3 separate regions of the Homo sapiens genome follow, and all the other regions are linked to region 1. Evidence: chromatin loops called from intact Hi-C (ENCODE). Cell type or tissue: IMR-90. All regions are shown on one strand.

Region 1 (8,000 bases):
ACTGCACATGCACGCACACACACACACACCACACACACATTTACACACACACTCCCACCCACTGAGCCTCTGAGCGTGGCAGAGGATAAGAGAAGAGAAAAAAAAAAGGCGAGGAACTGGTGAGGCGGAATGGAAAGGAGGAGGGAAGTCAGCCCAGTGGTTACACCCCTGTGCAGAGGCGCGCCCTCCACTGGCCCCCTTGCCCCACTTTGTGCCTTTGGTTTGAAACACTGGAGGTGGCCCAGGGCCGTTTTCCTCAAAGGACTGAGAATCTTGATTTGCCAAGTGCTTGGGGCCTCCGCCCAAGGTGTTTGGGGGCTGCGTGGTGAGCCGAGGCAAAGCCAGGGTACCCCGATCGTCTTCCGGGCGCATCCACCATGCGGCACCGCCCCAGCCACGGCGGCCGCGCGTGGAGACCCGGGGGCTTAACAAAGGGCTCCGCGGGGGCACGGGGGGGCGCGGCCACGTGACAGGCCCGAGCGCGACGTCGCTGTCCAGCCGCGGGGAGGGGCGGCCAGCCCGGGGGGCCGTGGGGCTTCTTGACATAGAACGTCCGGGCCTCGGGCTGGCCGCGCCGGGCCGCGCTCCGCCGGGATGAGAAGTACTTGTCTGGCTCCGCGCTGGAGAAGCCGCACCTCTCATCTCTCCGGCTCTTACTTGAAAAAGCACTTGGAAGAAACTGTGTGTGCGCTGGGAGGGCCGCGGGGTGGGCCGGGGCCGGCTGCGAGGCTGAGGGGGGCCGGCTGGTGGGTGGATGGGGAGGAGGTTGAAGAAACAGCCCCTTTCTGAGTGACAGGACCCCTTTTCAAAGGGCAAACAGAAAAAAAAAAGAAGAAGAAGAAGAAGAAGCTCCTAATATGAATAGGAGAATTTTCAATGTTTCGCAGTTACTCCACCTCCCCCCTTTTAAAGAGGGATATTTTTTCCTTTCCTTTTTTCCTATTTTTCTTTCTTTCCTTTCTGTCCTTACCCTCCCTTCCTTTCCTTCCTTCCCTCCCTCCCTCCCTCCCTCCGTTCCTTCCTTCCTTCCTTCTTTCCTTCCTTCCTTCCCTTTTCTTTCTTTCTCTCATTAGATTGGAATTGCGTGCACAAACGTGTTTTTATGTGTTTTCAGGAGAAAGAATGATTCATTAACTTTAAAAAATCTTCATGGGTTTGTCAGAATTATTGAAACATGTTATGGTGTTTTCGAGGACCCACTGACCAGAGTGGAAAGGCAACAGACGAGTCACGCTTTCAGACAGGGGGTTTTAAAGATGCTGGGTTTGTAGGGGCGAAAAAAGGGAATATCTTACGAAGTTCTCCCTCATTCCAATAACAAAACCTGTCACATCTTCACTTCTTACTAGAAAAGATAGTGTCCTCATTTCCTCATGTGAACAGCTCTAAAGTGATTACTGAATGTCTCTGTGAGAAATCAGGATGGGAGAGGAAAGCTCATCACATTCAGAGATTTTTTTTTAAGCCTGCCTTCATGTAATTTAACCTTAGAAACACTTTTATTATCCTCATTCTCAACCCCAGCTTTTTTTTTTTTAATTGGAGGGCCATGCCATATAGAGGAGAAAACCTTCTTTTAAAAAAGATTTAAACCCACAGTACCACTTGTTTGTTGTTGTTGTTGTTATCATGATTATGATGGTTATTATGTCGTCCCCTCCTTTTTGCACTTGATCTGATGAGAGAACTTTTTTTAAGAGTGTGAAATGAAGGACACAAAGACATATATCAATGAAAAGAAGAAAGTGGCCCTTTTAATGAGAACTAAAGAAAACCCAAATGTAGATGAAGTGTACCGTAAAAGCTGCTTCAAAGTCCATCTTAATTCCCTTGGGCTCAGTCATCACGAACGCGTGATAATTGGGAGTTCTGCACGGAGGTAAGGCCGCCATAGGGTGGGGAGTCCCGCAGATGCACCTCCCTGCCCTGTAATCCCAAATACATTTCAACCAAGAACTTGGAGATATTACAGAACCCAGATTTGGCTACTCCACCTTCAAACGCTACCTGCCCATTAAAGACATTTTGTTTTCTTCCAGAGCAACTGTGCTCACTAGGGGAGCATCATCCTCTGTCCCACCCCACCTCACCCCCCAGCAGGCTGATATAGGCTGGACAATATTGTAAGGTTTTGATCATTATTTTGTGATCAACTCTGTTTAATTTTCTATTTATTTTCGGACCTGAGCCTTTCTGGATCACAAAAGTCCCCACAAGTAACACAGCAATAAATCTGAACAAAAATAAGACAGATTTCCTTATCGATGTGTAATAAAGTTAAAGGACATTGTTTTGTCAGACAAGCGCTAAGTAGAAAATAAATCTCAGGGTCTGGGGAAACAAAACGGAGCGCTGCTGGCATGTGTGTAAATTTACTTTTAAAAGCAATAAATCAATGTTAAATTAAACAGCTGGGTACCCTGTCTAGGAGAAGGTTCCGTGTTTAAGAAGACCTTGATGGGAGAAATGTACTATTTAACAAGACACACACACACACACACACACACACACACACACACAAAGTTAAATTTTTATTGGCATCCGGAGGCAAGACTGCCCTGGGAACTTTTCTTCTGAACTTCAGAGAGGGAGAGGGAAATAAGAGAGAGCATGAATTGTGTCTACTGTCCATCCTCAGATCTTTACACATATTTTCAGGCATAAGGAGAAAAGGAGGTTTTGTAGAAATGTATTAGATGTGTTCTAAATTGTGGGTTAAACTATGAAGTCTCTCTTTATTGGCTTAGGTTTGTTGGGTGGGTTGTGATTTTTCTGAGATTTTTTTTTCCTGTAAGTTCTATGACCTGTGAGTGTGTTAAGCATACTCTTATCTCATGCTTCCTTTATTCTTAATGTGGTTGTTTTGCACAGCAAATAGCACAGTAGAAAAATCAAGAGGACTGTTATTTCATATCTATTGTGCTTGTGTTCATTAAGTAGCAAACCTGAGATTGGAGTAGCATTTGATATTCAACAGGAATATTTTAATATTTCATTTTCTAATTTTTTTGTTTTTGTTTTTGTTGTTATTTTACAAAACTTCACTTCACTGGGAAAAAAATTGTGTGTGGGACATGGAGATGAGGAGAGAACAATAGAAAAGCCTAGCTCTGGCTCTGTATTCTAAGAACAATGTGAATCAATGAGCTACTATAGAGGCAATATTCAATAGCAGGAAATTAAGAGTAGTTTAAGACTAGCATGTATATACACTGGATTATTTTCCAGCCTTAAAATGAAATTCCAGAAAGACTCTTTAGAAAGCACACATATTATTGAGATGAACTCTCTCAGTCTTTTGAATTCAGATGGACTGGTTTAAAAGAAAAATATGCGGTACCTGCCTCTACAGAAACCAGCAGATTATTCTTTACTTTCTTCACATTGAAATCCCAGAAGCTTTATTTTGTAGTTACATTGTTAGCCCAGTTCCAAAGAATATTCATATAATTAGGTAACATTATTCAAACTTTAAAATTATTTTTAAAAAGTGTTTCAACCCCACCCCCACCCCCTTCAAGCTACACACTAACAGGGTAGTTTTCTAGCTTTCTAGCTACCTTTGACTTTTCTTCAGCCAAAGAAAATATCAAAGACCCAGTTGCCTGGAGAAGAATAAAGTTACAGCATTTATATTTAGGAGGCAGCATTCCATTTCCATGACCATCAGTGGCTTGTTAAGTAAATATGTGTCTTATGCCACTCGGAGAGAGCTCAGATCGCCTGTCAGGAGGCGTCTGGGCAGCCTTGTAAACTCAGAGTGACTTCTCATATCGTGCTATGTTTTCCCAGCGATGCGCTTTCCTCTGCGCTGAAGCCCTGGGAATCATTTCAGCCCAAGGTGAGCCTTTCAGGCACTGCTCTTTGTCCCCATTTGGATAAGAAGGTGCAAAACTAGTTAGACACTAGGCTGATTTTGGGGAGGTGGTAGGAGGGGATGGAGAAGCGGCCTGTTCTAATTAAAGACAATAAGCAATCCTGCGAGGAGCTGTCCTTTAGCCTTGGCTGGAGGCAGAAACGGTCTGTCTCACCTCAGTTGTTAGGTTTATTTGAGCTGGTCGGTGAGGCGAAGAGCAGAAACTTGCAGGTAGCTCTGGGCTCAGGTGAGACTGGGTGGATGGTTAAATCACAGCAAGTGATCTCGAAGTCCCCCTTTACCTCCCCATCCCCTGTCCTTCTGTGCTCTGTGCTTGACTCAGGCATACTTTGATTCTAACTTTGCTTGCTAGATGGCGCTCGGTGTCTCAGGACTTTCTGTTTCAGAATTAAAGCGGCTTTTTAGCACCGTTGTTCTGAACTATTTGTGGGCATTTGATCAGTACAGTGCTGGTAATGTTATTATTGCCCTTGTTTTCGTCACACTTTTTCTCTTTTTGATTAAGGTATCGTCCAGGTGGGAGCTGCCCATCTTAATCCATATAATAATGAAATTCAGGGAAACTCTGCACCTAAATTTAGGGCACATGTGTGGTTCAATTACCTGTTCTGGTGCACTTAAAAAGGCACCTTAGTAACTTTCCTCCAAGAATGTGATTGAGGTTTTCAAGAGGACAACTCAGCAGGTCCAGATGGTGATTTACAATCGTCGAGGTTTCCCACTAGAGTCCACCACCCTCTCCCACCACTACTCCCCATTCTCACTCGAAGATGAATCAGGCTGATGTGGGGAACTTATTACTTTCATTTGTCATTATGAGATAGCATTAATTGATTGAAAAAGTATTATGATTTCTTTATAGCCCAAGTACTAAAAATTTATGTCTACAAAGAGATATATTTTAATATTAGTAATGAAAGTCACTACACAGCTTGTTTCACAAGAAGAATGATTTGTGGATTCTAATGTATATTTATTTCAATCACTAAATGATTCTTCTCAGATATTCAAAACACTTTTGGAGGGATTCCTTTGTGTTGAAGCACGAAGAGAGAAAATCAGTAGTTCTAAATTTCTGGTGGAAAAAATTAAGATAAGCCAAAAAGACCTGAATATTGTTTTGTCGAATGAAGATGTCATTTTCACAGCACCCACTGCTCTCATACCATTGTCTGTTTTTTAAAGAAAGGATTGCTGGTGAGGAAGGCAACGGTTGCAAATTAAAAATATCTCTTTATAACTTTAAACACTTTGACATGGGAGAGTTTAACTTGTTACTTGCTTTTAGGATTTGGAAACTAATTTGTATAGAAATGTTCTACCTTTGGGGGAAATTAACAACACACAGAGCTCGGTGGTTTGGAAACCTTTTGTCAAACCTTGGCTGCTTTGGTGAAGAACCCCGCAAAGACTCTCTCTAGGTGTTAGGCTGAAACTAGCAGGCGCTGAAAACCTAAAGCAGAAAATTTACAACTTGATCAGCCCCAGCCACACACCAAAAAACCTGCTACTGGTGCAAACATATGTTACAGATTAAGTTAAGCAAATGGCTCTCATTTTTTCAGGGTTGAAAGTTGATCATGAAAATTCAAATTTGAGTGCATTGTGCTTCTAATAGATCACTAGATCCTCAGATGCTTACAAATCCTCCCCAACCATTTACTCAAGAAATTTCATATATTTTATCACCTTCTTGAGATCCTAGCTTAGAATCTCATGCAAATTGACTCTAGTCGGGTATTATTTTCCAGGAACACATGTAGTTTTAAAAGTTGGCTAAGTTGAAAACTGGCTGTATTCTTCCTTCTAATGTTAAACTGCTAAATAGCTGAAGTGTAACTCAGTTGTTCTAATGCTTTCTCTGTTTCCTCGTATACCTACTAACTTTTAAAAGCAGAAATTAAACTGCAGAATTTATTTTAAAGTTTCATTTGCTGGAGAAGTAAGTGATTTTTTTCACAGCATGAGGCAAAATAAAGGAGTGTTACCAAAGCCTTTAATTATGTCAGGAAAGACTGAAATCATGGTATTTCTTTTAATGGGGATAACTATCTTTTGCAACCTCTCTGTGGTCATCCAGCCACCTCCCAATTAAATTATTTGAAGACCAGCGTGGCTACTAAAATGCCTGGTAAAGAAGTTTAGAATTAACTCCCCACTCTCCAAGGTAACTCCCTTGCAAGTTGCAGAGGATGGAGCCAGGCATCCGACACCTGGGGTCCCTTCTTCCGTAATCGCGGGAGTTTGAAATCATCCCCCTTTACCTCTCCACATTCGAATGATCATCCTGCAGATTTTAACCGATATTGTCATGTTGAAGTTTGGTGGTTATTGTTTACATCTCTCCTTTCCCCAAGGGGTCTTGGTAAACGTTTAAGAGATTATTGATTTCCAAGAAACCAAATAAAGAAGGCTGTTCTTTTATAACATATGAAATACACACTTTTCTTTAACTAAATAGGCAGTGTATACTTGACATTGACAAATGGGCAAGAGACAAGGAAACTTATTTTAAAAGACTTTGAAGGGGAAAAAAATGGATACAACAGCAGCAATCCTATGGAATAGTAGGGTTTTAATTGAAACAAACGCTGGATAATAAGGAAAAAAATAGTAATCTATGCTGTAAAATGGTTTAGAGTTTTCACCGAACACACACAGATGGCGAACAAACATCACTGAAGATGCTCCTCTCAGGGGGACCTGATCAGTATCCTCAATGTTCTGATTTATTATAAAGAAAATGAGTTTCCCATGCTTCTTTTCTTCACAGTTTTCTCTGGCAAAAGTGGTTCTGAAATTTCTACTCAGGTCTGGGAGTTTCTGACGTACTTACAATAATCCAGAAAAGTCATTCTGAAACTGGATTAGGAGCATACTTTTTTAAAAAAAGTAAGAAATTCTTGATTAATGAAATGCAGATCTTAACTACCCCTTTCCTCCAAGTCATAAAGGAAATCCCTTGTGAAAGAAAGCGATTCCCAAAACCCAGACTGAGAGAGTAAACCTTAGGCACCCAGAAGTTCAATAAGCGCTGTCCCTTCCACCCCAAATCTCCACAACTCCCCTAGCCCCGACAGAGGAAAACCTCACGTCCTTCTCTGCACCTGATTCCCTTTGCTTGCTCCTGAACTCCGGAAGGCTAGAACGAATTTATCCAAAGATGGAAGAAAGCTCAGCACCTGGAAGCTCCCCCAAAGGGTACTGGCCAAAGATATGCAAACATTATGTAGATATTTCAGTTGCGGGTTTAGATAGTGGGAGATGGATCCTAGTCTAGAATATTCGAGTCTTCAAGTCACTATTATTCAACAGGTCTTCGCTATGCTGCACACTTCAGATGCCAAACTGCATTAGCTAACGTGAGTTGTCCCCCGTTTTCGTAGGAGGGTCGTGTTGCTAGTTTAGTTTCCGGCATGGCCGAGTTTCTCTAGTAGCATGGATTTACCTTAGTATTTGGGCAAAATGACTCTTGAGATGGAAAAAATGACCAAACTACGGGAAAAAAATAATCTTTGAGGAGAATTCAGCAGTGACTTTGCAGACTAAGAAAAGACAAAAAGTTTGTGCAAGCAGTGCTATGAGAAAGCAGTGTGTTGATGATGGCTGTTTCGAGAAAACAAACTAAATTGTTAACCCGTGAAGGAGTTAATAAAATATTTGTATGTCTTATGGGACATAAAAATAAAGTGTTTTGAAGCTAAACTTTTGCTTTAGTTTACTGAAAATTTTCCTTGCAATACTATGGCAAATAGATAATAATTTATCCTGAAATGTATTGTAGTTCATGTTACTATACAGAAGCAGTTTTCAAATAAATTTATTGAGGGCATTTTATAGGCAAGAAACCCATTAACTTAAGATATTAGTGTTCTCTCCCTTTTCACTTATTCCTGACTCTTTCTAGCAAAGTTTGGATCAAGTTGGTTTGAAATTATTTTAGTACAATTGATATTTAATAGAAATTTGGTTTTGACCGTTTCACCTACTCTAAACCTAGTATTTTCGTCCCCAACAACGGTTCAAAAGAGTGGGTGACCAGAATGGGGTCCTGGTGGGAGGGAAGAGATTTCACTCAAAACCCAGCAAGTGAGAAGAGTTTCAATACAGCAAGGTGCAATTT
Region 2 (8,000 bases), 290 kb after region 1:
CTTATAATTGCCCCCTCCTCCCTCAATAATACTTCACAAAGCATACTGTCCCTTGTAAAAATATATTATTTCAATTATGTGCACAGTGGTGTTTTAAGAAGAATTCCAAATTTTCATTCACATAATCATAAAGACCATCTTCCAGGCTCCAAAATTTAAAAAACTAGAACCTCAACAATAATATACAACTCATAACAGCAGCAACATCATCAAAAAAACTACAACACTTTTCTTGATTGAAATAAGCAAAAAGATATCACCAGACAAATGTATACTCCAATTCTCATTTTGTCTTTTTGCTGGAACATTAAGGAGTTTTATGTTATCACAAAACCTCAGAAACTACCAAGCAGAAAAGAAACCTTATTATGAGTAACTGGCAGTATCTCATTAAATCTTTCAATTGTCCAATCGTCCACAGCAGACCTCCAAGAGACTTGTATATTATACTCATTGCAATTAACCAAACAAAAGATTTTAACCGCCAGAGCATTCGGGAAATGTTTGGTTGAGGCTGAAGAAGTGAAATTATATTCCAGGGTTGGCCAGATGTCACAAGGGGTGATATGCATGTGCTCATTTCATCTGCAGCTTTGTGCTGGACCTGTCTATTTACAGCACTACAGCTAAGCACTCTGAAGGCCTATTCACTCATGAATCCTTTCAGAAAGTGCTGAAGCACCCCTTAAGCCCACTTAACTACCATTTTCACACACTCTCCCAGCTCTCCTTTTTGTCCTTGCTTACATTACATCAAACACAGGAACAAAGCAAGAGAACAGAAACTCAGAGGCAGAGAATAGACCCATCACAAATATTAATTTGAAAAGGTGTTGAAGTGCAGAATCTGCTTTTATGCACAAGGACAACTTGCATTTTTTGTGTGAGATTCTCTTAGCTGCAATAAGCTAGGTTTTCAGCCAAAGAGAGGCAAAGACTCAAAGTGCAATTATACACAGGGAACTGCTTCAAATCAAACAATGCTCCGAACTGCTTTAGATCTATAGTGATAAAGACTTGGCAAGCACTATTAAATAGAAGCCCTATATGAGATGCAGAGTTCACTCTATGGATGCATACAAAAGAGAATACAAAAAGAATACTTTTCACACAAAAGTAAAACTACAATTTCACTTTTAATTCACTTGCAAACAACACTTTAATACAATTTCTTTTTATAAGATTCTTCTTAGCATAAACTATGACTCCTTAAAAGTAGTTTCAACTAATTTTTACTATATCTGTTCTTAACATGCCAATTAGAAGTTCTATACTACCTCTGGGGGGGGGAAAACCACACACCACTGTGTCAGCTAGTCTATTTAAAATATGTGATATTCAACCATACTTAGTTGAGTGACTTGAATTTCCTATTTGAAATAGATTGTTACCTCATCCCTTTCCCTCTCAACACTTGCAAAATCTCTTTGGGTTTGTTTCACTGCTCAGCAATATACAACTGTTGCAAAATTTACTGAATTAACTTTATGAATTAAAGACTTAGTCCCACAAAATGTCTCTTGAGAAACTGATAGAAATTTGGCTCTTAAGAGTCCTTAGCAGATTACTTAGCATACTTCCTCTGTCTAAAAACCCTGGATGATCTAAAATCATATTCATTGTTTTAAGTCTCAAAAAATTTACACCTTTAAAAAATATGGTTTTAATCTTTGCATCATTTCAAGCCCAGATCAATCTGGATTCCATTATTGGTGCAACAGTTCCGATTAAATTGAAATATTACTACCTTTCTTCCATGAAAATACATGGTTCTTTTTATCACCACCTTCTGTCTGATTAAAAAATGCCATAAAACCTAATTTTAATTTAAATCCAGCCTGATTTGCAGGTGTTCCTGGGGGTTACAAATTTATCAGGAACATAACTGCCACTGCCGAGATCAAAACACTGCACAGCACGCCAGCAACTTCATGGGCCACAGCCACTCAATGGGGAGCGGCCTCCTCACAGGCTTTATGATGAAATACAAAACAGCCAGCAGGAATCTATATCTTATTCAGACCTGAAGAAAATGTTGCCCCCTACCCTCCCCCAAAATGCATACACACATACAATTACTGATAATCTGCTTACACTGGCAGACTGTGGTGGGTTTGCTAACATTAACTGCAAACAGTCTTTTGACAGAAAATACGACTAGTCAACGGGTGTCCAGTAATGGTTAAATGAATGCCATGTTATTATCTACCACACATATAGAACAAAATAAAAAAGTAGAATGAATTTCACATGCTATTTGCCACTACAGAACTATCATTCAGTTATTCAAAATGCTCTTTTAAACAATGTAGTAAGTGATTATAATAATTAGGTAGGCACTAGGACTAAAACAAAGTATGTAATGAATACTTATTAAAGAAATATAACATTATGTCATATCCATTGTCTGGTCCTATTTTCTTTATATAACATATTTCAATAACGAGATGCCATTTAGCCAAAGGTGGCTGTATAAAATTATTTTTTTACACAAGAAGGAGAAAATCTTCTAAACCAGAAAATCACAAAAATTGTATCATATAGTTTGGGCCATTTTCAGTCAACTGTCCTCTTTTAATCACAGTGTAGCACATTATCCCTGTAAAACTTACAGACATTACCATCAGAGCTATTCTCCAAGACTCTTACTTCTAATAGGCACTCAGCAGCTAAACTTTTTTCAAAATATGTGTTGCAGGGCAATGTATAGACAAACACTTAATAGTATACACTCTGTGCAGATTCACATCCATGCTGCTGTGCTGCCAATTTTTAAAAAATGTACTCAATTAGCTAAATTATTTTTATAGACTATTTTAAAATACATCTGTTGTGTAAAGTTGAAGTACATCCTTTAAATACATATCTTACGTTGTCATGCATATGTCTGTTTAAATGTCATTAATCTTTATGAATACAATTACAAACATAATTTACTAATTTATCTCTATAATTACATTTATAATTAGAACACAATAGATGTGAGTGTATTTACATAAAGAACTAAGTTAGGAACTGTCTAAAGCAAGCAGGGCTTTCTTAGCACCATGTTTAATTCTTATTAACCCCAATGCCTCTGCCATTTCTTTGTGTTTTTTTAATATTAAAAAAAAAAGAGAGAATTGCCCAAACATTTCTGAGCTTCCAGTAATGTATTAAAATGTCTCTCAGCTTCTCTGTACACAGTGAAATGCCTGCTGAATGCAAAGTGAAGGAGGATGAATTTCTCCAGGTTCTGTACGTCTGATCTCTCAAAACCTTCAAAATCTATCCTTGATCTCAGCAAACAGAGCAGAGCACAATGTTATTTATGCATTCATTTATCTTTTCATCAAGGGTGGCTTATGTGGTCTTTACTGACTTTGGTTTCTCATCATCATCGCAGATCAGCATCTGCATTGTGTGCACTTGTAACAGGGATAATGGATCTCACTTACAATACCTACAAACTCAGCTGAGAGCCGTGCAAAGCAAATGGCCGTAAATGCACCCATCCTGGCCCAAGTCCTGATGAATAAAAATGAAGATCTTGTCAAATAATAAAGTGACAGGTTAATTTACAGCATGGAATAGTGTGAACAGGGAAAGCACTGCTTTTCCAATCTGTATGAACGGTGCCACCTATCTGCAGATTAGCAGAAAGCTTCAGAAACACTAATTCAGAAATCGGGATAAATACATGTGATGTTGCTTAGTTTTGTAAATATCACAGGAAGGGAATTGATAATAAAGGCAAATGCGAGATTAGACACACACAGTTGCTTTCCAACCAAAAAAACAAGATTCTCAACAAAGGGCTGCTGTATCAAACAGTAATAAAGAGCCTCAAGCAGTTGTCTGTGCTCATGCCAGTTTTCATGCTTTAATTCAGCTGCCCTGTGGTTCTTAGCTTCAACATTGAGATCTGCACGGCCACCAGAGATAATTATTTCAACCTTCAGGCCATCAGGCGTTCATTTTTGATCATGGATATGTAAGAGATGTTTTCTGCTTTCCGAGTCTTCCAAGTGGATATCAATAGAAGGGTAAAATAAGGAAAAGCAGTAAGCATTTGAAAAGAACTTGAACATTGAATTATAGAAATGTGATTTGCTCTATCAATTACTGTAAATCTTTCACTTTACCTGTTAACTACTTAGATATTTTAATTTGTATATATTTTCAATTAGATTTATTGCCACAAGTACTCCGACTCCAAAGGCATAACATTTGTTTTAATATTTACATTAGAATTCATACTTTGTATACTTTAATGGAAATACAAAGACATGATAGCACAAAATCCATAAACTAAGTGACTTTTTAAGTTAAATTTTTATATCACATCATAATGTGCTTTTATGCAAAACTCAAATCAGGAACATATATCATTCATTAAAATATCTAATTAGTGGTCACAGAAATCATTGAACAAAGTAATATGATAAATCTCTAAAGTGTAGGCAATTACATTTCTCTCTCTATGAAATATGGAGAAAGAACTAGTTTCCATTAAATTTGATGCAAATATTTAAATCATTCTATTAACAATATATAATCATAAAATTTAAAATACATAAACCACCCTTAATTTTAATAGGACATAGTTTTTATTTTAAAATTAACAAAATAAAATAACAAATAGTAGAGTTTTAAATATTTATATCAAGTAGAAAAAACACTTATAAGTGGTTACAAAATATAATTAGCAAACACAAAATAGAATTCATCAAAACTTTTCTCAATATTTTCATAAAGAAAAAGTGTTTAAAATACTTCAAGAATAAGCCATAATATATCAATACTATTCAATAAGAAATCTATGTCTAAGAAATTTATTTAAATAGGTGACTAGAAAAGACATAATTATGGCTGCCCTAAAAATAGTTGTACTCACCTTCAAATAAAAAATCCATTGTCATAACTATCAAGTTGGAAGCAAAAGAGATACTACAGATTGAGCATCCCTAATCCAAAAATCTGAAATCCGTAATGCTCCAAAATCCTAAACTTTTTGAGTACTGACATGACAGACTTTTGTGGACTGCACAATTCCCCAAGTGCAGATTTCCACACCTGACTTCATGTGATGGGTCCAAACTTTATTTCATGTACAAAATTACTAAAAACACTGTATAAAGTTACTTTCAGGCCATGTGTATAAGGTGTATGTGAAATGTAAATGAATTTTGTGTTTAGACTTGGGTCCCATCCCCAAGAAAACTCATTATGTATATGCAAATACTGCAAAATCTGAAAAAATCCAAAAACCAAAACACTTCTGGTACTAAGCATTGTGGACAAAAGACAACCTGAAACATGTTAGATGAATGCTAAGTCTAATAGGAATACTAATAATTTCAAAAAAGGTAATTCATGTTAAAAGGAAGGAAAATGGAATTAACTAGCATTTCAATGACTAAAATGAGTTTACATTTTAACATTTTCTTCAAAAGTAAAATCCCAACTATTTTATGGTTCCCAATACAAAATGACACGTGAGCCCAAGGGTTAATACTGTTTGCAAGTTTTTGCAACTACTGCGACATATGCTCATTTTTTCCCTCTTAAATTGAACAATACAATAAATGATTAAAAAATACATTAACATTTTCCTTAGAAAGTATAAACTTCCATATTCCGCACAATATTAATTAAATAAAATTCCAAGAAGTGATTAGAGCATCAGATTTTCAGTCTATCAGCGCTTGCATACTTTAAAGCTTTTTCCATCTTACATCAAGTTCCTAATACATAAAGGGAAAGTATAGGTTGGCATATAAACAGTAGGATAATTTAGTGTATAAAAGCAAGCCATATAACTCAAATGAAATCACTTGATTTCCTCCCAAATATCACTAGGCAGGAGTGTCCAAAATATCCCGGATCAAAACAAACAAAAAGTTATAATTTTCATTAAACTACTCCTGCCATGCTTTTTGTGACCCAGAGCTTACTCCAAAGTAGAAGCTACAACATAAAGACTTATTTATTAATCAAAGTTACTTTGCATTAAAATGTGTTTCCTTAAGCTATTTATAGATAAGGGGTGGGATCTCAACATGGTATAATTTATAAAGTCCTCTTATATAAGCAAAGAGGACTAAAAACATAAAAATTTTTGGAAAGTTTGTAGGAGAAAATATAATTGTACTTTTGAGTTTCTTACTTCTACCTCTTTCCCTGTTAAAAAGAATAATTGATGCTCCCAATAAATTAGCAAAAAGGACAAAAGAGACTGTGGTCATTTGCTAAAGTACTTTAATTGTACACAGTTTTAAGCTTAAAAAGTAGTTTTGAAAATCCATTGTAAGGATGGCAAACTGGCATAGAGGAAAATAAGATTAATTATATATTATAATACAATATTGGCTTCAATTTTATTCAAAGGAATAGTAATTCTGTAGAGATCCTTTATTGAGGTACTACCAAATCCTCATGCTAAAAATATTTGGGGGAGAGACTACTTGCTTTTCTGTGTATACTATCACTTTTCAGACTTGCTTACTAACCCTAGGAATTCGAACATCTTAATTATAGGGTCAAAAAAAAAAGGACAATACAAAATGTATAAGGCATATGATTGGCTTAGGAAGGTCTCAGAGGGTACCAGAGATGTTTAGAATCTCCATCGTTGTAACTTCAGATTGTAAGAAACCATCTCTTCCCCATTTCTTAATCCATTGCTGTACCATGTTCCCAGATAAAAGTTAATTTGCAACTCCCAGGTCATTCTAGCAATTAGGAAGCTTCCGTGATCTGAAATACTGCTTTGGAATCTATGTCCTCCAAAGATGAACACCCATCTCCTACCCCTGACAATTTTAAGGATTCTCATCATAAGATGAATACTAGTATGTCCAAAATGAGACATACGATTTCTTATAATCTGAGTATATTCTTTCAACTGAAGTATGTTCTTTTAGATACTTTTATTTTCTTCATCATTGTCTTTTATGCATGATCTTCCTGGATTTTCCTTACTATCTTTTTGTTTTGTTTTGTTTTGTTTTGTCTGTGTAAATTATTTAACAATTCTCAGAGCCAAACCTTAAGCATGACTGTTTCCATTACCCATAGCACAAGTGACATACACATATGGTACTCTCCTGCTCCTCACATGCACCTTTCTTTCTGTATCTTCTTTTGTTTGATGTACTCTTACCCCTATTCTCTTTCATTCTCAACCTTCCTTCTCACTTTTCTGAGGCTTAACTTAATTTTGGGTAGTGGCAGCTCTTAGCAGTGATAAACCTCTTTAGTGACATACAGAGTGAAAACGACCAATTGTCCATGTTATGTACAGTAAGAAAGCTCGAAATCAACCAAATTGCTAAGTAAAAGATATTCATTTGGTCACCTTTCTTCTGAGTCAATATGGGAACTATTCTCAAGTAATTTTAACAACATACATACACAAAAAATGATATGATTGGCTTAAGGCAGGTCTGAAAGCCAGTGAGAAATTATATAATCTGCACAGCCGTTAGAAAGTTTAATACATGGCTCAAGAATAAAAATTTGTAAATAATAACAATAGCTAGCACTTACTGATTGCTTACCATGTGACATGTACATAAAGCACTTCACATGTATCATCTCACTTAATCATTCCTAAAACCCTGCAGACAGATATTGTTCATATCCTTATCTTACAGCTGTTAACACAGTAAATAAATGGTAGAAATGGGATCAGAGTCTAGTTGGACTCTAGAGCTCACACCATTGACCAATATAACATGCTACATAATGTTTATTAGTTTTAGCTTATGGTAAATAGTTCCTAATTTTAATTATAATGATTTGCTGCTGCTTTTGAATTCTCAAGTGACAAAAATCATGATTCCATAGCACATATATATAGATGGCACTTCTGGCATTAACTCTGTAATGACCATATGTCACCCCTAGGGGTCAGATATATTTTAAAAGGTGAAATTAGAAACATTTGGTATCCATTAGCTAAAGAGCAGCTCATCTACCTACAAACTCTGTCACATTGCTAAAATGACAGCTTAGAG
Region 3 (8,000 bases), 310 kb after region 1:
TCATAGAAATCACACTCCTACAATGTTCTTTTTAATCCGTGTCTGAGATCTGAGTGATTGTATGTTACACTTCTCTTTCTTTGATCTTCCTCAGTACTCAGCTCACTGTTAACTGTCCTGGGTGGTCTCCCATCAGGGCTTAGTGATCAGTGTCCCTCTCTATTGGCTGCCTTCTAGGGATTCCTATCAGCTGTATTCTTACATGCATCTGACAACTTTATTAGCTCACTCGGATTGTGCTTCAGAACATCTCCACAGCACATATACTCTTTCTCAAACAATCACACTTTTGTAGTTGACACAGAACAAATAATTATATGAACACTTCAGCTGTTATACTCAATAATAAAGTCGAAATGAAGAGAAATTTCACATTATGTATAAGTCAGAGCTTAGTTTTCATGTTCAGACTAAAAAAATCAATTCTAGATTGATTTTTGTGTATATATCGTTATTGTCAGAGGATTAATTGATGAATTTTTCATTTGATGAGTCAGTTGGAATAAGCTCTGAGGCACTTAGTGAGCAGAATTCTAATTTACTCTGGTTCTTCACACTCTGCAGTAAACTCATCAATTTTGATATTTTATCATAATTTGCTTGCTCCCAAAATGTTCAGAATAAGGTTCCAACACAAAATGAAAGGTATTTAGTACTGTGAATATCTTTGTATTTCTAGGCTATGTCATTAGTGTAATTTGGATTTTGAAAACTGATTGAACCCTTTTAAAAGATATTAAACCTCTGTCTGATTCAACGTGTCCATTTTGAGTTTTTATTTCATTATGATCTAAATCTCCACTGTATAGCTAGTTTCCATCCACTTACCTAAAAAGTTCTGCAAAGCAAATATAATAACACTTCAAAAACACCATATTTATAACCTGACAGTGTAAAATCACACATTAAAATTATGGAAATTTTATTTTGGTCCCAAAAAAGGCATATTCCCATGATAAACAAAAAAAACTTAAAAATCCTAAATATTTTCTAAGAAATATTAAATGCATTTTATTGCCCAAATACCATACTTGCTAAAAAATTTAAAATTTCATAGTATACTTTCAAGTGCCTCACAAGAATAAAGACAAGCAAATAATTCTTCATATTTCTTTTTCTTCTTCATATTCCTTACTGAACACAACATCTTAGAATATAGCTGTGTTTTCCAAAGGTAATCTGCCACACCTCTAAGATCTTCTATGCATTTATTTTTCATGTAAAGGAAGACCATTTTTTTAAAAAAAAATTTAGCATACATATTACTTTGGAAAATTTAAGTTAATAAACAACTGTCATAACTAACTGTATCAAAGTTCTTTCAGAGATAATTTCTTCTCCCTCTGGAGTTTGCTTTTAGGTTATTCTTTTCAATAACATCTTTACGTTTATTATTTTCCCCATAGTCTCCTTTTTCTCTGTACTTCTGGTGCTAAGTCCTTGCCCTAATTCTAAGGCTGGTGAGAGCAGATGTGGCATATTGCTCTGATTCCCCACACTTAATCTTCCTAAAAGGGTCCCATATGTAGAGTTTCTATAGTCAAAGGGGCTGGAAAAGCCTCCTTCTGTGTTTAAACTAATCAACAAGATTTTCTGTCGGCCAGGAGAAAAGTCAGTTTTGATGCTCTTACTCTCCCAGTGCTGTGAACTGTCTTCACAGAACTATCAGCATCAAGGACAGGGAGCAAGGGGTCATGTTCAGCTAAGACTCATATAACCTCCTACTTCTCTATTCTTGCAAGCGTCCCCTTTTCTACCTCTATGACCTTGTCACTTTCCTTCATTACTTTGTCCTCCTCGGATACTAGAGCCAATAACGATAGCATCTATACAAGAGAACAGCTTGGAGCATGAGCCGAATGAAAAACTGATTTCCAGTCAGTTTTGCTGTCCTATTGCTTACTTCCTTAGAAAAGGATAAAAAAAAGTCTAGATTATTTGAGCACTAACCATATCCTAAGTTCAGAACTCTCAAATAGCAGACTAAGATGGCATAATAAAATTCCCAGACAACTTTTGTGTTTAAGTAATTTTCTTTGGGTTAGTTTATATCAGTTTTTTAATATTCACTTTTAAGCCTATGTAACAAACTAAAATTTATGGTTGCTGGTCCAATATAAACTTCTACAAATTTTATGCTAAAGCTAAATGTGAAAGAATATTCCTTGAAATTATTATAGTGATTAAACTATTATAACATTGAATAATTTTAATCACACCAATTTAATGCAAAATGAGTTTAATTAATAATACAATAGACAGAGCTTGGTTTTAGAGTGTGAAATATCAAACTACACCCTCAAGATCAGTCTAGATAAAATATTCTCCTTTCTGTGACCTAGAACATCCTTCCATGGAAGATTCCTATTACAATCCCGCAGATTTAGACTACTCTTCCTACTCAAGATAGTGAACAAAGAAAGTCACAGTAGACAAACTAAACTCTGAAAAATCTGCTACATCTTATTAGCTGTCTTAAAAGGCATAAATAATGATCAAGGAGGGTTTGGGAATCTGTAGATTTTCCTTGTTAGTAACACTTTGAATTCTGTAACCATGGCTAATATAGAGCTATGAGTACTCCATATGAAAATAATGTTGTGAGGTGAATAGGAAAACTGGAAAATAAGATTCTAAATTTTCCCTTAAGTTATAGTAATCTATGCTGTAATGTAAATGTTTATAAAGTTTAACAATGTTGAAAGTGTCAGTGAGAATTAATATTTCTTAAGTTATATGCAGTTAAAATGTGAAATATGGCATCCAAAATAGTACTATCTTATTCAAAATAAATTGTTTTTGTGAGTGCTTGATTAAATAGTGAGAGAGTGAACAAAGACTGAATTTGAAATTACTTAATTTATCTGAAAATTACATTTGGATGGTCTAAGTAAAGCACTTAAATAATTAAACTATTAGAATAAGATACAGTATCTTATCAGAAATACATAGAAGCAGAATAAGAAATCATAACTCCTTTTATCTGTAAAATACTAAATTAATTTATATCCCAAATCCGGAATAAAATAAATTTCATAATTTTTTACCTAATCTAGATCTGTATAAAAACTCATTGATACAGCAGAGCAGGTGGTATTCTGAATAACTGAGGGTTATTAAGAATAACTTGTGAATAACTGAGGGTTGTTCAGAAGAACTCGTGAAAATCTTTCCTACAACGTGTTACCCTCCCTCATATAATGCTGCTTCGATAATCAGGGTCATCATTACCGAACATTGAGTAATTAACCCATTATTTTTATGCTATAAACGTGAATGGAACGAAATACTAGACTGAATATGGTAGAGGCCAAGGGATCCTTATGAAATTTGTTTTCTTGATATTCACCTCTTTCCCATAAATGTAAAAGGTAGAGGAAAAAAGTAGAAAGATTCCGTATCACATGACATGGTTACTCTTTTTACTAAATCGTTTACAGAATTAGTAACTTTCTACTTTGGTGTTCTGCTATCATCCATTACACTGTCTTCCACACTCTATCAATGACCACAAGTTTTTCAGTTGCATTCAAAGTTTCCTTTATTTGTACTGGCAAACCAAGCAATTGGGCTCTTCATTGGCTTGTTTACCTTTATGAGGTAATACTGCCATCTTGTGGACTCAAAAATATTTCTAGTAAAGACCATCAAAGACAAGTTGCATTTTTCTAACTACAGGCATAAACAGGTATTCTGTGCCCTTGCTTTCACTTACTTCTGAGAATAATGCAGTATAGGATCCTAGAGCATACCAGATAATCAAGGTTTTACTCTATGCTGAACAAAGACTTTTATTTCATCATATAATTCATCTATTCATGATCAAATTCTTGGTTGAAGCAGATAATCACAAAGATGTGGTTAACTGGGTCCAAAACACAGGTTCATAAAACTTAAAAGAAGTTGTCATGGATCATGAAGAAATGAAATAAAACTGAAGATAATATAATAACTTTCACACAAACATATGAAACCCAAATATCTGAGAACCACTAATATAGGCAATGGTTATCATCTTGAAGAATGAGCTATCTTTATGATTTTATTAACTCTCTACTCCCTCCCTCAAATCCTCAATTAATACGTGTATATTAGGTTTGCCAAGTATGGACTTTAAAAGAGAATGAAGATGATATGGAAGAAAGATACTTCATGTTGGGTAGCAAGATCATAAAAGGATTCTATATAGAAGCATTCCAGAAGAAAGATTAGGAAAGCTAGTGTGATGAGAAAGAGTTCTACCATGGCTGGATTATATTTTCATTTAATATTTGTTTCCAATACACATATCTCTTTACCAGTATTCTCAATGTATTCAAGGTTTCCAAGTACAGGATGTTGAGCTGGATGCTTTCCATATCACAGTAAAGCTGAAGTATGGGTGTTATCCCTATTTTGCAGAAAAGAAACGTTTCATCAGTCTTCACTATAGGTAATGACATATATCATTAAAAATAATTTAATTCGCTCTTGCAAGTAAGAGCATTAAATGTTATTATATAAACACACTCTCCTTCTATCATTGTGAATTGTGAGAAAAACTGATAGCACATAAGCATGAAAAACAGACAGAAGCAAACTGTCAACCCGAAGAATTTTATCAGGGCAATAACTAAGTGAGAAACAGAAACTAAGAATTACTATTTAAATGCATTTTGGCATTTAGTTTTATGCCAAATAAAAAGCAAAGCTGCTATCATCAAGCATACATTTAAATTTAAAGTATGAAATGTATATTTACAATGTATTAAAACAGTGACTAATATTATGTATTATCTATGCTCTACCAAGTTTAATAAGACAATTTAAATAGTATTTTCAACTGATGGCATTTATGCTTTAAAAATATGACCTATTTCAAGTGTGGTGTGAGGCAAAAGTAGAAATACATATTGGGTCAGCATTAATAGTCACATTTTGTTCCATCAGTTTGTAATTTCGAGAGTCTCTGTCTTGGCTTCTTCCAGCTCTGAGCATTAGATAGCTTATGTAAATTATTAGCCCCCTTCCCTCAGAACCCCCTAAACTATGTACTTTCCTGACCTCAGTTAGTAACAGCAAACTAGAGGAAACATTCCATACAATGGGTGCTTTGTATGAACTCTCTACTCTGAGCAGATCCTAAAGGAACATTAAATTCAAGGAAAGCCTTCACTTTTCGAAATATTCATGGCAGAGGTCTTCCAAGATAGATACAGGTAATAACAAGGACAGGTAGCAGCAAATGAAATTTTACAAAGAAAAGTATAAAGAGGAAAAGAAAGCATGGGGATGTTATCATAAAAAGAAAATAGAGCCATAAGCATTTGGACTATTCCATTTGTAACATGAATAAATAACTGCAGCTTACAAACATATTCTTTCCCTTCTTATAGTATCTCATTTAATCCTCATTAATCTCAACAAAATAATGACAAATGTATGCGTATTATCTTCATTTCCTAATACACCTCAGAGAAGTTAAGTAACCAGCTCTAGGGCACAGTGGCTAGGGCTAGCATTTGAACTTGGGTTTGGTCTAACTCCAAATTTTAACCCCTACTGAATTCCCCACTAATAATGTTGATGATATTGCTACAGTGCAGTACAGTTCATCTCATTTAACCCTCTGACTAACTCTGTAAAGGGGCATTATCCCCATTTTACAAATGAGAAAATGGATTCAGGAAGATCAAGTTATTTATCACAATTCACATAGCTAGTAGGAGACAAAGGAGAAACTAGAAGCCAGATCAATTTATCCCAAATCCAGTGTGTTTTCTTGTACTCCAGTTCTTTTTCTTCAAAAAATAAAAACACCTCATATAATGTTTTGCTTCATTTATTCAATCATCAAATGTTTGCATGATTGTTATGTATACTCTGTGTCATTACTGCAAAGAAAAAAAAATTATATTGTTCTTTCCTGCAACATAAAAAACAGTGGGCCAGGTGCAGTGGTTCACACCTGTAATCCCAGCACTTTGGAAGGCAAAGGCGGGAGGATTGCTTGAGTCCAGGAGTTCGAGACCAGCCTGGGAAACAAAATAAGACCTCATCTCTACAAAAAATTAAAAAAATTAGCCACACATGGCAGCACTCACCTGTAGTCCCAGCTACTGGGGGAATGGGGAGGGAGGATACCCTTCACCGAAATGTTTGAGGTAGCAGTGGGCTGTGATTGCACCACTGCACTCAAGCCTGAATAACAGAGTCAAACCCTGTCTCAGAAACAAAACAAAACAGTGGTTCTTTCAACATTTATAATGTATTTCCTTGTCCCATTTCCCTGTACCAGCCCCAAAATGTGGTTGCTTTTCAAGACTCAGCCCTCAACCCTCTGATGTCCTCTATTCTTTCTTAAGCCACATTTATAGTTTTAACTTGTCCCTTTTTGTTAATGACTCTCAATGTGGTCCTAATTTCATACCTGAATACCATTTCTTTATTCCTAAGTTTATATAAAAATAATCTCCTTTTTAAATACCTGTTTTCTCAAACTGAACCAATCAACAACTAAACTCACCAGTGTATACTCAATACAATAATCTACCTTTCCAACTTTTGTCAGTGATAGTACAAGTGTCCTGCTCTTGTCCAACAAAAAATATTACAATTACAGAAAGGAAGTAGTGGGGAGAAATTGTGTATACGCATGTGTAAACACATGTGTGGGAAGAAGTGATGTCCACTTATTAGATGTAGGACATGAAGAAGTAACTTAACTTTACATTCATAAAGTAAGTGGGAAAGACTAAATATTAGGTTACTTCCAAATTTCTTTTTTTTTTTTTTTTTTTTTGAGATGGAGTCTTGCTCTGTCGTGCAATGGTGAGATCTCAGCTCACTGTAACCTCTGCCTCCCGGGTTCAAGTGATTCTCCTGCCTCAGCCTCCCGAGTAGCTGGGATTACAAGCACCCGCCATCATGCCCAGCTAATTTTTGTATTTTTAGTAGATATGGGTTTTCACCATGTTGGCCAGGCTGGCTTCAAACTCCTGACCTTGGGCGATCTGCCCGTCTCGGCCTCCCAAAATGCTGGGATTACAGGCATGAGCCACTGCGCCTAGCCCCAAATTTCAAACTCTGTGTTCTCAGAGTCCCGTATTGCTTCCTGTATTTGGTCACTAAGTACTAAAGTTTATTTTCTTTCCCAATTTCTCTGACTTCTTCCCTGATTCTATGAAACAGTGATTCTTAACCTTGGCTGCACATTGCCATCACCTGGGATGCTTTAAAATACACTTATTCCCTCGTCAGCTCCCTTCCCCCAGAAATTCTGATGTAATTAGTCAAAAGTGAAACTTGAACAGTGGGCAGTGGTTCCCAAACTCTGATGTACATTACAATCACCCGTAAAACATTAAGCACTCCAAATTTAATCTCAGTGTTTGGTGGTAGGTATCAGGCATTAGCATTTTTCAAAGATTCCACAGGTAATTCCAGTGTCAGCAAAGTTAGGGAGAAAACAAAGTCTGGGGAAGCAGCAATGTTTTAGATATAAATTTACTTCAACTGTGTACGAATTCAATCACATATATTGTTGGGATAAGAAAGGAGGACTTGAACTTAGGGTCTAATATATTTTTATATATTTATATAAAGATTTCAAAACTTTTATAAAGATTTGGTAATTATCTCTTTAATAATTTGACTTACCTGTAAATGACACTAAAAATAATTTATTTAATTAAATTTACTGTCAAGTTTCTAGAAGAGAGAAGAATCAATTTTTTAAATAGTGTATTATTTTAGAATATTTTGGTAAAGTAGATTAGCAAAGATTTTTTTGATTGTATAAAGTGGTAATATAAGTTTTATTTCATTGTAGAATAAGGTACATAGACCATGAAGGGAATTGTAATTCTTAAGATGAAAATTGGAGAGCACGGTAACATATCTTAGGCAATTGTGATTGGCAATCATTTATAGCCCAAATGGTCGTTAGCTTTGTAAGTTTAGGTTATTAATTTGAACATTAGTATAATTTCTAGTCTTCGCCAATCTTTTTGAATTTACCC

The links. A loop is a pair of places that touch in the nucleus more often than their neighbours do. Peaks named below come from ENCODE experiments on the same cell type or tissue, not always from the same donor. Only the 100,000 strongest peaks of a DNase experiment are listed, where the experiment ranks them.
Region 2: a loop joins it to region 1, with 3 times the contacts of the local background. A loop is called at or near these places in 14 of 110 quality-filtered maps.
Region 3: a loop joins it to region 1, with 4 times the contacts of the local background. A loop is called at or near these places in 22 of 110 quality-filtered maps.

Annotation. Positions count from the first base shown.
Region 1 is chr5:93,603,769-93,611,768 of GRCh38, forward strand. No RefSeq gene overlaps it. Among named protein-coding and RNA genes, the nearest start is that of MIR2277, 13 kb to the right of the region's middle. RefSeq lists a silencer at 4,055-4,349. In IMR-90, a CTCF peak has its summit at 4,237; DNase peaks (open chromatin) are centred at 613, 3,703 and 4,223; H3K4me3 peaks cover 1,203 bases; H3K27ac peaks cover 1,254 bases; H3K27me3 peaks cover 1,219 bases.
Region 2 is chr5:93,891,305-93,899,304 of GRCh38, forward strand. The region is part of intron 6 of ARB2A (ARB2 cotranscriptional regulator A); the gene reads right to left. Among named protein-coding and RNA genes, the nearest start is that of POU5F2, 150 kb to the left of the region's middle. RefSeq lists an enhancer at 1-1,312. In IMR-90, CTCF peaks have their summits at 3,625 and 7,870; no DNase peak of the experiment used is centred here.
Region 3 is chr5:93,911,671-93,919,670 of GRCh38, forward strand. The region is part of intron 6 of ARB2A (ARB2 cotranscriptional regulator A); the gene reads right to left. Among named protein-coding and RNA genes, the nearest start is that of POU5F2, 170 kb to the left of the region's middle. In IMR-90, a CTCF peak has its summit at 3,610 (motif pointing left); a DNase peak (open chromatin) is centred at 3,591.